2 separate regions of the Homo sapiens genome follow, and region 1 is linked to region 2. A link is a contact called in ENCODE Hi-C data. All regions are on one chromosome and are shown on one strand. Each heading gives the region's core, a stretch centred on a gene start or an enhancer-like site at or near the end of the contact. The rest is flanking DNA. Distances are from core to core; before and after follow the strand shown.

Region 1 (3,495 bases), core at 756-3,255, 1.1 Mb after region 2:
AAGGGTTTCAGTTTGGCTTTGTATTAGAAGTCAAAGGAAATTTCCTATGGGAATAGAGAACAAATACACTGGCCTAGAAAGAAGGGCAATTTCTAACCTTCATTAATCTGAGAATACCGATTGATTACTTACAATACGCATGGTGTTGTGGCCACAGAGACAAGGCAAAGAGGAGTCAGAGGGTTGAAATGGTTGTTGGCCTCTAAATGGGGGAAATAACTTTCCTAATATCACTACAAGGCTTAGTGCCATTATGTGCAGGAGGAATTCAAAAGAAAAGTGCAACTTTAGTTGAAGTGATCAGAAAAAGTTTTGTGGAAGATTTTATGACAGGAGATTGATAGATAGAGATGGAAACAGGGCATTCCAGGAGGGTATATGGTGTGAACATGCCATGAAAGAACACAGTCCCCAGGGCAGTAAACAATTCATTTTTCCATAGAGTCCTGGAAAGGTAAAATGAGGCCAGACTTAAAAAACTGAAAATAGCCTAAAAGCCTACTTAAGGTGGTGTACTTTATAAATCAGCAATGGGGATCAGTGGATTAATGTTGCTCCCTGTTATTTTTCTGAGATTCTCTCCTACCTGCAGGCAAAGTCTTGACCATTGAGAATAGAAAGCTTTCAGTTTCTACTCTACAATTAGGTATAGTTTTGCGGAGGTCTACCATAACATGGGCCTTCACAGGTAACATCAGTTTTTATGACTGATTTCCCAAGTGCAAATCACAATATGGGTACATAAAAGTTATTCCTGGAGTAAATACATTTAGTAGCTGCAAGCCGGTACCCTGACATTGCAATCTGTTTAGCACCACCCTAAATTCCTGGCAGTATACAGATAGTATACAACCTCAGGAACCGAAGTTGCACCATCGTAGCCTACCCAACTACTAGGAAAAGAGAAAAGCAGTGAACCGACCCCACTATTACTTCATTTCAGAAAAGAACCAGCCATTACAATCATTTGTTTTGTAGATGGCAGCCTATGTATTCTCCGCTGTATTTTCTAGCCCGTCTTCTGAATCACTTGAGGGAAGTACTATGGTTAATCTAGTAAAGTACCATGGCCTCCTAGCGCTCCTTTGACATCTGAAACGGTGTAAACTGAAATTGGCCTTGTCAGTTTCCCATTCTCCCAAAGAGCACCAGAAACTGAGGGAAAAAAAACACTTATCTATTTTCTTAAAAATCGAAGGCTTGAAGACCAAAATTCTCAAACAGAAGATAGAATACATCAATCCTAGATACCTAAGGTAATGAAATTTCATTTTCCCCCAAAGTACCTTCGATTCTGCCCCGCATTTCAGCCTTCAGGATTACCTTAACCCTGCAGAGCGATCACCAACCTCCCTTCCCACCCCATCAAAGTGAGGGCACTGTCAGGACTTGACCTGCCAAAGATTGTTGGTGGAGGAACCTTAGGGCTTCCTGGCAACCCAATGCGGCTGTTCCCCGCTGAGAGGCGGTTCGCGACCTAGGCCCGCAGCCCTCCCTCCCCACGCGCGGCGGCCTCGGGGCCAGGCTTAACTCTGGCTCTCTGGTCCCGATCTGGGGAACCCATGCATCTCCACCCCGTGGGGCTAAAGGCGCAGCACTCACAGGACTGCCGGGAGTCGGGGGACAGCCGGGGACGAGCGCCCACCGCACCTAGGCCGCCTCGGAGGCGGCGCGCAGTGGGAGGGGCCGGAAATGTTTACAACCTGACCGGCTGGATGCCTGGAGGCCAGGCGGCTCCTTGGCTGGGGCCCGAGCCCCCTGGCAAGTCGGAGCGGGTTCCCCCAACAGCTGTCTCCTCCGCAGGCCTGGGTCGGGGCCCCCGGGGTCCCCGCGCTCCCGCCGAGTCCCTGCCCACCGCGCAGCCCCTGGGAGACTTACAGCCGGGCAGGCGGGCTCTGCTGGGGGCCGCGGTCCCCCGCGCTACATCCCGCGGCGCTGGAGGCGGCCTGCGGCCGAGCGGCCCCGATCTTCAGCGCCCTCCCCGCGCCGGAAGGGGCGCGCGACCTCCCGCGTCACCTCCGCAGCCGCGTCACCTCCTCGCGGGCTCTGCCTGGGCCCTCCAATCCTAGGCCCTCTCGCGGAGTCCCAATCACAGGCCCGCGCCCGCCGGCCACACCTCCCGCCCCGGGCCCCGCCCTGCTGCCCCGCCTTCCCTGCCGCCTGCCCACCTCCCCGCCGCAGCCAGGTAACCTCCACCCGCCCCGGGGTAGAGGACGTTCGTCGGATTCTACACTCCACCTCGTTATCGCAGCCTGAAGTGCGTGATGGAGAAGAAATTTCAGAGAATGAGACAGAACGTCGGGAGGGAATGCTGAATTTTCTACCATACACCTTATCTCATCTCCTCTGTCCCCAAGGCTAGTCGTTTCACCTCTGAAACACTTCTTAATCTCTTCTTCAACCGCATGGTCCTTCCTTCCCTTCCACAAACTATTTATTGAGCCCCTACCATGTGCCAGGCCCTGGGCTAGACCTCAGTCTGCCTCCTGTTATTTTCTTATCAGAGAGCAGAATTGTTTCTAACTACTCTTGCTGGTGAACCCGTGCCCCAGTTCCTGCTCCCACAGGCACCTAGAGTGCAGATCGCGAGACAACATAGGGTAGTGCAGCCCTTGTCTGAACCACACAACACAGAAGGGGATTTCAGGGTCTGGCCATTTTCTCATTTCTCCCAAGAATGAAATAGTATTATTTTATTCCCACTTTTCAGATGAGGTAACTATCATTTGGAGGGGTTCACTAATATGCTCAAGGTCACAGACTGGCCAGGGACAGAAGCTTGGCTCTATGTGACTCTAGAGCCCCATGCTCTGGAGCCCCAGATACAGCAATACACAGTTGCTGAAAAGCAGAAAAGCAATGTCAATCTTCCTCTTGTGAGCAAACCTTTAACTCACAGGATTATCATAAGGATTAAACTATCTGATGTAGATAGAGTACTTGGCACAGTACCTCAATATGGCTGTTAACTCAAAAAAATTTTTAATTTTTCTTTTTTAGGGACAGGTTCTTACTGTCACCTAGGCTGGAATGCAGTGGTGCAATCATATCATAGCTCACTGTGCAACTAGTGCCATTCTAGAGGCAGAGAAAGTGACTCATTGTAATCTGATATAGGTGCTTCAGGGACGTGGGGTTAATTCTCTTGGTCCTAGTTAAAAGCATGGGCTCTGGAGTCACATAGAGCCAAGCTTCTGTCCCAGGCCAGTCTATGATCTTGAGCACATTACTGAACCCCTCCAAATGATAATTACCTCATCTGAAAAGTGGGAATAAAATAATACTATTTCATTGGGTCTTTGTCAGGATTGAGTGAGATAATTCATGCAGGCTCTTATTATGAGGCCTAGCCAATGGTAAGTGCTTTATAAATGTTAGCTATTACCGTGTTGCCATTTGTATAAAACCCTCAGAAACTTTTCACTGTCCACAGGATTGAGTCCAGGTTTCTTCAGCATAGTGTTTCGAGGCTCTTTGCGAGCTGGCTCTAACTTC
Region 2 (3,347 bases), core at 239-2,738:
AGGAGATGGATGGCAATGGGCACACTGAGTAGGTGGTGCTGGATTCAGAGGCGTTTCTCTTTGTCCCTGCTGCTGCATTTATGACTGTGTCCTGCGTGAGGACATACTCTTGCCCATCAGGCTACCAGCAACTTTCTGGGGCAGGAGCCTATCCTCTCCTATTCCAGCTCTCTTGGGTAGGTGTGCCAGCACCCACAGGGGCCCAGGATGGGGTAGCTCCTCTTTCGGCTGTCCTTCCCTAACCTACTAAGATTCTACTGGGCCTTCCATGGACCTGTCCTGATTCTCTCACCCCAGAACACAAGAAATACTCACTGTCTACACTGTCTGCTGTTGCGGCTGGGGATCAACCCTGATTTAGATTTGGGTCTTCCTGATGCCTCTACCATTTACTGGCTGTATTACCTTGAACAAGTTCTTTAACCTCCATGAGTCCTAGTTTCTCAGTCTGTGAAATGCGATTGATAACACTGATGAACCTTGCTTAGTTCATGGAGTTGTGGAAAGATTCCAGTGAGGTAGATGTGGAAGCCCAGAAGTGTGTGAAAGGGTGTACATGGCAGGGGATTAAGGTAGGCTTTTGATGATCTCCCTGGCTTAATTTGCAGTTCCTCGGAGGGTACCTCATGTAGCATGGGGCATAGTCACTGGCACTCAGTATAAACCTGTGAAGACTGACCTCTCCCATCCTAAAACACTGTCTCCACCTGGAATTAACTGTTGCCCACCTGAAATTAACTGTTGCCCTCCCTATGCTCCGGTGGCTATTGCAGTACAGGCTTGCTCTGTGAAGGGCTTTCACTGTGAAGAGTGTTTAACTGGATGGGCCCCAGGTGGCCCCAGCAGCCTGCCTTCCCTGCTAGTGAGGCCATGGGCTGGTGCATGCCAGCTCTGTCCACTTGAAGGGGGAAGGGTCCATCGTAGGGAGCCAGTGCAGCTGGCAGGGTTCAGGCCTGTGGGCACCGCTGGGGACAAAGCCACTCTGAATGCCTCTCAATGAGTGCTTGTGTTCTGGGAATGGGGGCGGGGTGACATCCAGCCTCTTTCCCTCTCCGCCCCCGACAGGATGTCCCAGGCTGGACGCGGCAGAGGAGGTCCCCCACAAGTGAAGGTCCAGCCCTGCTCCTCCAGGGTTGGCCCATGTGTCTGGGCATTCGGAGGTGGCACCAGGATCAGGGCTTCTGGAGTCCAGCATAGTGATTGGGCCCAGGCCGGGGGCGGGTCCAGGACACAGCCAGGCTTCCCTGGCCGCAGTGCCCAACTGCCCGCAGTGCCCATGGTGGCTCGGATGGGAGGAACCACCGCGGAGCCGGGGACAGGGGGAGCAGGGCAGTGCTCTGCTGGGTGAGGGGCACCCAGCTCCAGAGGCTAGGTGGGCGTCGCTGGTGGGTGGACTCCTGGGCGCTGCGCGGAGCCGCGCCGGCTGGGTTAGCGCGGGCGGGGCGCTTAGTCCCACCCCCAGAGGAGGCGGAAGAGGAGCCCGAGCCTGGCCGCGGGCTGGGCCCCGCCGCAGCTCCAGCTGGCCGGCTTGGTCCTGCGGTCCCTTCTCTGGGAGGCCCGACCCCGGCCGCGCCCAGCCCCCACCATGCCACCCGCGGGGCTCCGCCGGGCCGCGCCGCTCACCGCAATCGCTCTGTTGGTGCTGGGGGCTCCCCTGGGTAAGGGGATGGGGAGAGATGCGGCAGGAGTGGGATGGGGGCGGAGGAAGGGGAGGGACCGATCCGAGGGGCTTGGGCTCGGGGCTTCTCCGAGACCCTCCGGCTGCCACGGGAGCCTTGGGTGTTGCTGGGTCCTCAAGAAGCGGGAAGAGGGAGCTCCAGGATGCTGGGCCATGGGAGGCTGATCCCGGGGTGCAGGGTCAGCTTCAGGCAGAGGCCTCGGGGGCTCTGGGGCTGAGACCCTCAGGGTGGAGACAAGGGGCAACCCTCAGTGTTCGGGAGCCGTCAGGCTGGGGACCGCCGGGGGAGTGGGGCCGAGCGCGGCTGGGGATGAACTGGCCTGGTGGCCACTGGGCACCCCCAATCCCTGCCCGCAGTGCTGGCCGGCGAGGACTGCCTGTGGTACCTGGACCGGAATGGCTCCTGGCATCCGGGGTTTAACTGCGAGTTCTTCACCTTCTGCTGCGGGACCTGCTACCATCGGTACTGCTGCAGGGACCTGACCTTGCTTATCACCGAGAGGCAGCAGAAGCACTGCCTGGCCTTCAGGTGGGTTCCTGCCTCCTCACCCTCACCACCTCCTCTATCCTTTTCTCCAGAGGCCTCCTCTTCCTCCCTCCCGGACTCCTGCCTCCTCCGTTGTCGACCTCCACATTCTTAGCTGAATAGAGTCACCAGGACTCAAGCCTGGCGGCAGAGCTAGGTGCTTAGGTGCTGGTGCCTGGGAGTTCCAGAAAAGGCATGTTAGTTACCTTCATAGGCTTTGACTGGGCCCGGGGTTTCCAGGTTCTTTCTGGAGCCCTCCCTTTGGTCCTGCCAGGTCATGGGGAGGGAGGGTTCAAGGTTAACACCCGGACGACAGTGTAGCTTTGTGGAAGAAGCTCTGGCACAAAGGCAGGAGACTTGGGTTTGATTCCCAGGTCCACTTCTTACTAGCTGTGTGATCTTGGAGAAGACACTTGCCTTCTATGGGTCATTGCTTGCCAAATTAGTGGTTGTCAAACTTTTTTTTAATATATCATATATAAAATAGATATAGAGACTTCTGATTGAAGCGGGGTTTGGAAAAAATGGCTCTAGATTATTTCTAAGGCTCCTTTCAGTGTTATGCTGTATGTCTAATCATTTAAGTTGTAGATATAAAAGCAATGGTTGGGGGCGCACTGCAAATCCCCGTATGCTTCACACTAGCCAGCCAGGCAGCATAGCCTTCTGGGAAGTGGAGGTCCTCTAAGATCTCCTTCACAGGGACTGGGCAGAGCCCCACAAGGAACCCCAAATCTCAGCATGCCATGGCCCCCCTGCTGGCCAGGAGTTGGAGCCAGCATAATGAGGACTCCGTCCTATGAGTGTTGGAAGGTGAGAGGACCTGTTCTTTGTCTAAAGCCCCAAGACCATAGCAGGCATCGCCTCAGCTGTGATCCTCTTTGTTGCTGTGGTTGCCACCACCATCTGCTGCTTCCTCTGTTCCTGTTGCTACCTGTACCGCCGGCGCCAGCAGCTCCAGAGCCCATTTGAAGGTACACCCAGTACTGGGCAAGAAGGGCCTCAGATGGGCTGGGCTAAGTCCAATAATGGGCAGCAGAGAGTTCATGGATTGGGTAAATTCTGTAGTAGTATGTGCTTCTGTATACACACACCTGCCAGCATGAAAACCCAGAAAAATGCTTGTAAACCCGTGAATATTAG

The links. A loop is a pair of places that touch in the nucleus more often than their neighbours do. Pooled maps may share reads with other maps.
Region 1: a loop to region 2 is called in a pooled map, with 2.1 times the contacts of the local background. The contact joins the promoter of ADIPOR1 here to the promoter of SHISA4 in region 2. A Hi-C loop is called at or near these places in 1 of 168 maps with a recorded cell type or tissue (psoas muscle) and 3 of 50 pooled maps.

What each region holds. Positions count from the first base shown.
Region 1 is chr1:202,956,307-202,959,801 of GRCh38, forward strand. ADIPOR1 (adiponectin receptor 1) reads right to left here and starts at 2,006. Exons shown (of 8, transcript NM_015999.6): 1 at 1,879-2,006. RefSeq lists silencers at 1,675-2,234, 2,535-2,584.
Region 2 is chr1:201,887,410-201,890,756 of GRCh38, forward strand. SHISA4 (shisa family member 4) reads left to right here and starts at 1,489. Exons shown (of 5, transcript NM_198149.3): 1 at 1,489-1,658; 2 at 2,036-2,207; 3 at 3,045-3,178. The coding sequence starts at 1,586. RefSeq lists enhancers at 982-1,491, 1,332-1,626.